Linked DNA regions of Mus musculus: region 1 is linked to region 2. The links are chromatin loops, found by intact Hi-C in ENCODE. Cell type or tissue: gastrocnemius. All regions are shown on one strand. Each heading gives the region's core, and the rest is flanking DNA. Links, peaks and the distances in the headings are about the cores only.

Evidence for each region. Hi-C counts contacts between places; a loop is a spot of excess contacts. Peaks named below come from ENCODE experiments on the same cell type or tissue, not always from the same donor. Only the 100,000 strongest peaks of a DNase experiment are listed, where the experiment ranks them.
Region 1: a loop joins it to region 2, with 5 times the contacts of the local background. A loop is called at or near these places in 7 of 42 quality-filtered maps.

What each region holds. Positions count from the first base shown.
Region 1 is chr2:5,843,571-5,846,480 of GRCm38, forward strand. It overlaps Cdc123 (cell division cycle 123), which reads right to left and starts at 1,607. Exons shown (of 13, transcript NM_133837.5): 1 at 1,265-1,607. The coding sequence starts at 1,338. Nudt5 (nudix (nucleoside diphosphate linked moiety X)-type motif 5) reads left to right here and starts at 1,464. Exons shown (of 10, transcript NM_016918.3): 1 at 1,464-1,815. In gastrocnemius, for the core only: a CTCF peak has its summit at 1,708; DNase peaks (open chromatin) are centred at 1,418 and 1,727; H3K4me3 peaks cover 2,206 bases; H3K27ac peaks cover 1,624 bases.
Region 2 is chr2:5,893,700-5,896,558 of GRCm38, forward strand. It overlaps Sec61a2 (Sec61, alpha subunit 2 (S. cerevisiae)), which reads right to left and starts at 1,733. Exons shown (of 12, transcript NM_021305.4): 1 at 1,558-1,733. The coding sequence starts at 1,564. Gm13267 (predicted gene 13267) reads left to right here and starts at 1,765. Exons shown (of 3, transcript NR_166420.1): 1 at 1,765-2,075. It also overlaps a transcript of Dhtkd1 not described here. In gastrocnemius, for the core only: a CTCF peak has its summit at 1,555; DNase peaks (open chromatin) are centred at 858, 1,739 and 2,151; H3K4me3 peaks cover 1,617 bases; H3K27ac peaks cover 1,376 bases.

The DNA of each region.
Region 1 (2,910 bases), core at 266-2,765, 50 kb before region 2:
AATTCACTTTGGGGCTGGTGAGATGGCTCAGTGGGTAAGAGCACCCGACTGCTCTTCCGAAGGTCCAGAGTTCGAATCCCAGCAACCACATGGTGGCTCACAACCATCCGTAACAAGATCTGACTCCCTCTTCTGGTGTGTCTGAAGACAGCTACAGTGTACTTACATATAATAATAAAATAAATAAAATTAAAAAAAAAAAAATTCACTTTAATGAGGCTTTATTAAATCCAAAAGGTAACAGGCAACATTTTTCATGTGTTTACTATGTGCTACAAAAGAGTGGCAACATTTTAAGTATTTTTTTTCTTTTGCAATTCTCATGACAATCCTATTATGTTTCTAAGTTTTCAAATGTGGTTTAGAGAGATTAAGTAATTTGCTGAAGATGCTGATAGAACCAGAATTCAAAGCCAGACAGAGGGTTCTGACTCTACAATCTAATTCTTGGGGGCAGGATTTTGTTTTTTGTGGTTTTGTTTTGTTTTGTTTTTGGATGCACCAATTCACCGTGGGCATTCTGCAAACCTGGACAGATTCCTTGTTCCAGGCCAGAGAACTAGAGAATAGGATCCCACCTTCTCAGCCAGGCGGTGGTGGCTCACGCCTTTAATCCCAGCACTTGGGAGGCAGAGGCAGGTGGATTTCTGAGTTCGAGGCCAGCCTGGTCTACAAAGTGAGTTCCAGGACAGCAAGGGCTACACAGAGAAACCCTGTCTCAAAAATCAAAAAAAAAAAAAAAAAAAAAAAAAAAACCCAAAACCAAAAACCAAACGATCCCACTTTCTCTCCAGATGGGTTGCTTCTTCTCAGAACACTGGATCGTCAGTAGCAATGCAACCTATACACACTACCAAACTGGAGCTTCATCCAGACTTGGAGGTACCGTCTGTATCACTGTTCTCATTGTACAATGATGGAACGCAACTCTCACCAGAGGGGGTTGTCGGTCAGCAGCAGGCAAAGTCTCCAGTTTTGTTTTGTTTATTGCCTTGCGCTTCTGACAATTCCCAAAGTATCTATTTCAATCTACCCTACCGAGGACCCCCACCGCCTCCCTACCTCCCTCGACTCGCTCTTTGATTCCGAACAGGACGCACGGCAAACACTGATCTACTTGTTAATCTTGCTCCGTCAAAGCCAATAGAAAATCCGCAGCTCGACACAGTCGCTCCCACTGAGTAGAAGGCCTGCGGATTTTGTTTAGTTTTCTGAAGGGATGGGATTTACCCAAACCCCCCGGTTTGACTCCGGGATAGGTTACCTCTTGATGGTAAGGCTTCGGAAAAGTGGGTACCACGCGGAGAACTGACAGTGACTAACATGCTCCTTCTTCATTCTCCAGCTGCCGCGTCAATAGCCGCCTTTCCCTCTCCCGCCAGCCCTCTCCCGGAACCCTGCGCAGCACTTCCGGAAGTGCCGACCGAGCCGTCTTAAAGAAAGGACTCTTCCGGTCCGTAAAAGTCCGCTGGCGCTAGACTCTAGAGCCATGGTAGACTGTATGCTTAGCGTGCCCACACAGACGCGCAAGACACACAGAGATCTGAGTCCGCAGAGAAGAGGCACGAAAGCGTAGATTTTTAGGAAGCTTACATCTCCGCTTTCGTCTGTATGCACCTCGACCCGGAAGGTAATCATCTGAAGCTAGCTGAGCTTCTACGGGTGCCTGGAGGAGGACGTGTGCACATCCTCCTTGCACCACGAGAGGCGCCGGTGTCTCTAGCGGTGGCGCCTGATTCTACGGAGACTGCAGCTTCTGCCTGATCCTTTTTCCTTTCCTCCTCAATCCCTTCCACATCCCACAGTTTAGTGTAGGTAAGTGGGCGCGAGCCAACCTCGGTACTAAGTGTCCTTGGAGAGGGGAAGGGAAAAAAGGGCGCGAGCACAACCGATGGTGCCCAGAGTACAGCCCGCCGCGCGCGCGTGTCTCCGCGTCTGCGCCTGAGCGCGAGACGAGAACCCGGGATCCAGGCGGACCAGCCTGGGCTACGAGAGGAACCTGGGAACAGCACAGTAAATGTTGGAACACATCAGTTGAGGCATCTACAAGAAGGATGGCCCCTTCTCATTCCGGAAAGTAGATTTTAGAGACACAGGGAAGAAGTCCCGCATGCACGATTCTGGGGAGGAGGGTGGTATTTTACGATCCTGAAGATGAAAGAAGCGATGTTCGTCTGAGAAATCAAGAAAAAGGGGAAAGTTGTGTCTTTTAAGCTTAAAGTTTAGTCCAATTCCGAAAAAGTTACCAGTGTGGAAAAAGCACATATTTTTATCAATGTCTCTGCAATGATGAAATCGTAAAAGGTTGGAAGAGTTTGTATACGACAACTTGTGATATCATTTTTCTCCCTACTCCTTTTTCCATCTATCATCCTACAAAGTTCAGTTTCTTTTTAAAAAAAAAAAAAAAAAAGGAAAAAAATCACCAGCTGCAAGAGACAGGCCTTTCAAACCCTCTGGTGCTTCCTGTAATGTAGAAGCCTTGGGCATGTTCCAAGCACGTATTTGTCCAGAAGCACCACATTTCTGATACTCACCCTCACAGAAAAATAAATTGCATTTTCCACAGCGCATCTAAGCAGTTTAAATTAGAGAGAGAGGAAAAACCCCAGCCACTGTTGACCTCTTTAGAAAGGTATTTGTTAGAACTGATGAACAGAATCCTCTGTATTTTGAATTAGAATTCGTGCTCGCGCGTGCACACACACACAGGAGAGGTATACATTGTTTGAAATGTTACAGGTAAAGTGGTTGGAAGCATTGCTTAAAGAATACCTTCCAAAATCAAGATCAATGGTTTATAATGTTGCAGTGTATAATGATGTGTTGTGGATAGCAGAGCTTCTTATTTAAGAATGGTGGTATCCAGAATTAATCAATCCTGGGTTTTGTTGCTTGTTTGTTGTTTTG
Region 2 (2,859 bases), core at 1-2,500:
CCCGCTCCATTTCAGTTAGCTGCATTTCAAGGTTGTAATTCTCTAAGTAGCCATATCAAGGTACTTGCTTACACACAAGAATTGCTCAGAGAATGTCAACTACATTTCATTAAAAAGTACTCCTTTCCCAGGCTACTTCTGCAGTAAATGAAAGACAAACCAAGGTTTAGGGATAGACACTGCCTCCTACTCCGGCAGGACTCCAAAAAGGTAGAAGTAACTGATTTTGGTGATAATTTATAATTGTCATGTTTGTTATAGAAGTACATTTGGACTATTTAGAAAGTAAATCTAGGGCTGGTGAGATGGCTCAGCGGGTAAGAGCACCCGACTGCTCTTCCGAAGGTCAGGAGTTCAAATCCCAGCAACCACATGGTGGCTCACAACCATCCGTAACGAGATCTGACTCCCTCTTCTGGAGTGTCTGAAGACAGCTACAGTGTACTTACATATAATAAATAAATAAATCTTTAAAAAAAAAAAAAAAAAAAAAAAAGTAAATCTAAATTCTGAAAACATTTACCTGCAATTAAAAAAACAACAACTATGGGTCACAACACTGGGAAACTGTCTAGAATCGCCTCCCTTCCCCATCTCAGCCCAGGCTACTCTCCGAGATTTATTGCTAGTTTATGAATTACTGTACTGGCGTTCAGGATCAAAAAACGCTGTTGCGTGCCGCCATGTACTGCCTCTCCCCGTGTTGCACAATTCCATTTTTATTCACAATTCAAGGCCAAGGGTCTCTTATTTCCTTTCCAATTTTCCCCAAATGTCTACTGTTAGCCAATGGAGTGCATCGCAACGTTATCCCTTTATACACAAACATGTGAACTGCTAGGTAAAGTATCTGTGTGAAAATACATGAGGGTGAGTGATTGGGCAGGGCCCTGGAAGGATCTTATAATGCGAGGCCTCGTCCATACCTTGCGCACCAACTTACAGTTTTCAATGAACACTACAGAATGACTGGGAAGAATTAATCTAGGAAAATGCTGAGCTACTGATCACACGCCTTTCCTCCCCTAAAACGCATGCTACGAATCACATTTTTAAAAAAGGGAGACTTGGTGGGGGAGGTTATGGGGGACTTTTTGGGATAGCATTGGAAATGTAAATGAGGAAAATACCTAATAAAAAATATTTTTTTAAAAAAAGGGAGACTTATTCGTCGCAACACACCAAGGAAGCGTGATTCAAGAATAATAATTTAAAAATTAATGAGTTTCCTGAGATTCAGAAAAAGCCCAAGTGGTCCAAGCCGTGGAGTGTGCTAACTACCCCCCGCCCCCAGCCAATGGCCTCCCCGCGCCATCCTCGCTCCTCGCCTCCTAAGGGGAGCAAACCGGGACTTCTGAGTTCCCGTGACCCGCCGGGCAAGGCCTCGCTGACCCGAGGCGCCTTGGCGGGTCCCCAGCTCGCTCTGCCCGTGGCGACCCCAACGAGGCCTGCGCATCCCCCGCACCCAAGACCACCCCAAGGAGTAAGCGACTCCACTGCCCACAGCCCGAAAGGACCCGCGGCCTTCGAGGTTCGCGCTCCAGCCACCACACTCACTGCCCATGGCGGCGGCTCAGCACACCCGGCGGGCACCCGCGGCCTCGCAGCTGCCTCCGCTCCGTTCCTCACGACTCTGGCCTAGGCGGCGGAGGCTGGGGACACGCTCTGGCCGTCCCCGCACAAGCTCCGCCCACAGAGTCATGTGACATGCGCTCTAGGCTCCTCCCAGACCTAGCCTGGCCGTTGGCGGACGTCCACCGCGTTGCTATGGTCACCGTTGGCGCGGCGGCGGGGGCGGGACTGGATGGCAAGAGGCGGGGCGGCCTGCCGTGGTGGGCGGTTCTTAGTTGCTCTACTCCAGGACAAGGGTTTTCCTTTTCAAAGCTGTTTTCTAGATAAGGTTTCCTGGTCCAGGTACCCCAAGGCCTAGAGCTGAGCTACCTGAGCCAGACTTTTCTTTCCGCCCCATCTTAACTGTAACTTCTTAGACATTTGTGAAAACTGGTAATACACTGCAGACAATAGTACTTTCCAGTACTTCCCCATCTTCAAAATAGACATCAAGGCATCAAGAGGTATAAACTCTTTTATCTGTCTCTCTTTTTCAGAAAGAAACCTTTTTAGGCCGGGCGGTGGTGGCGCACGCCTTTAATCCCAGCACTCGGGAGGCAGAGGCAGGTGGATTTCTGAGTTCGAGGCCAGCCTGGTCTACAGAGTGAGTTCCAGGACAGCCAGGGATACACAGAGAAACCCTGTCTCGAACCCGCCCCCCCAAAAAAAACCCAGTAAAACTTCCAAGGTAATATAGGTAAATTAGAGAAGTTAATTTCAGACTATTTTTCCCAAATAGGAAATATATGGAAAACATAAGAAATTTGAGTAAAATGGTTCTTTCAAGGTGGTAATTTTTATTTTGCTAAGAATAATGTGATATATGGGGGGTGGGTATGGGGGACCTTTGGGATAGCATTGAAAATGTAAACAAGGAAAATACCTAATTAAAAAAAAAGAATAATGTGTCATTTTAAGCAAAATTCATTATTTTTAATATTTCAACTTACTAATTACATAACTGAAGCTCTAGTTCTCACTGAACATTAAACATGCATAATTATGGACAGCAGATAAGAAAAACTAACATTTTTAAGAGGAAAGAAAATACAGTAGTGTTTCATATGAAATAATTCAAATGTCCCTTTCTGCAACACAATTCAGAATGTGGCTGATATAAAGGTAGAAAGGCAGAAGACATTTTCATAGCTCTGTCAGGGAAAACTGTAACAAGAAATAATAAACTTGTGAGAGGCAGCATAGGAAGAAATTTAGAAAGAGCAAGACAAAAACATTTTTAAATATATT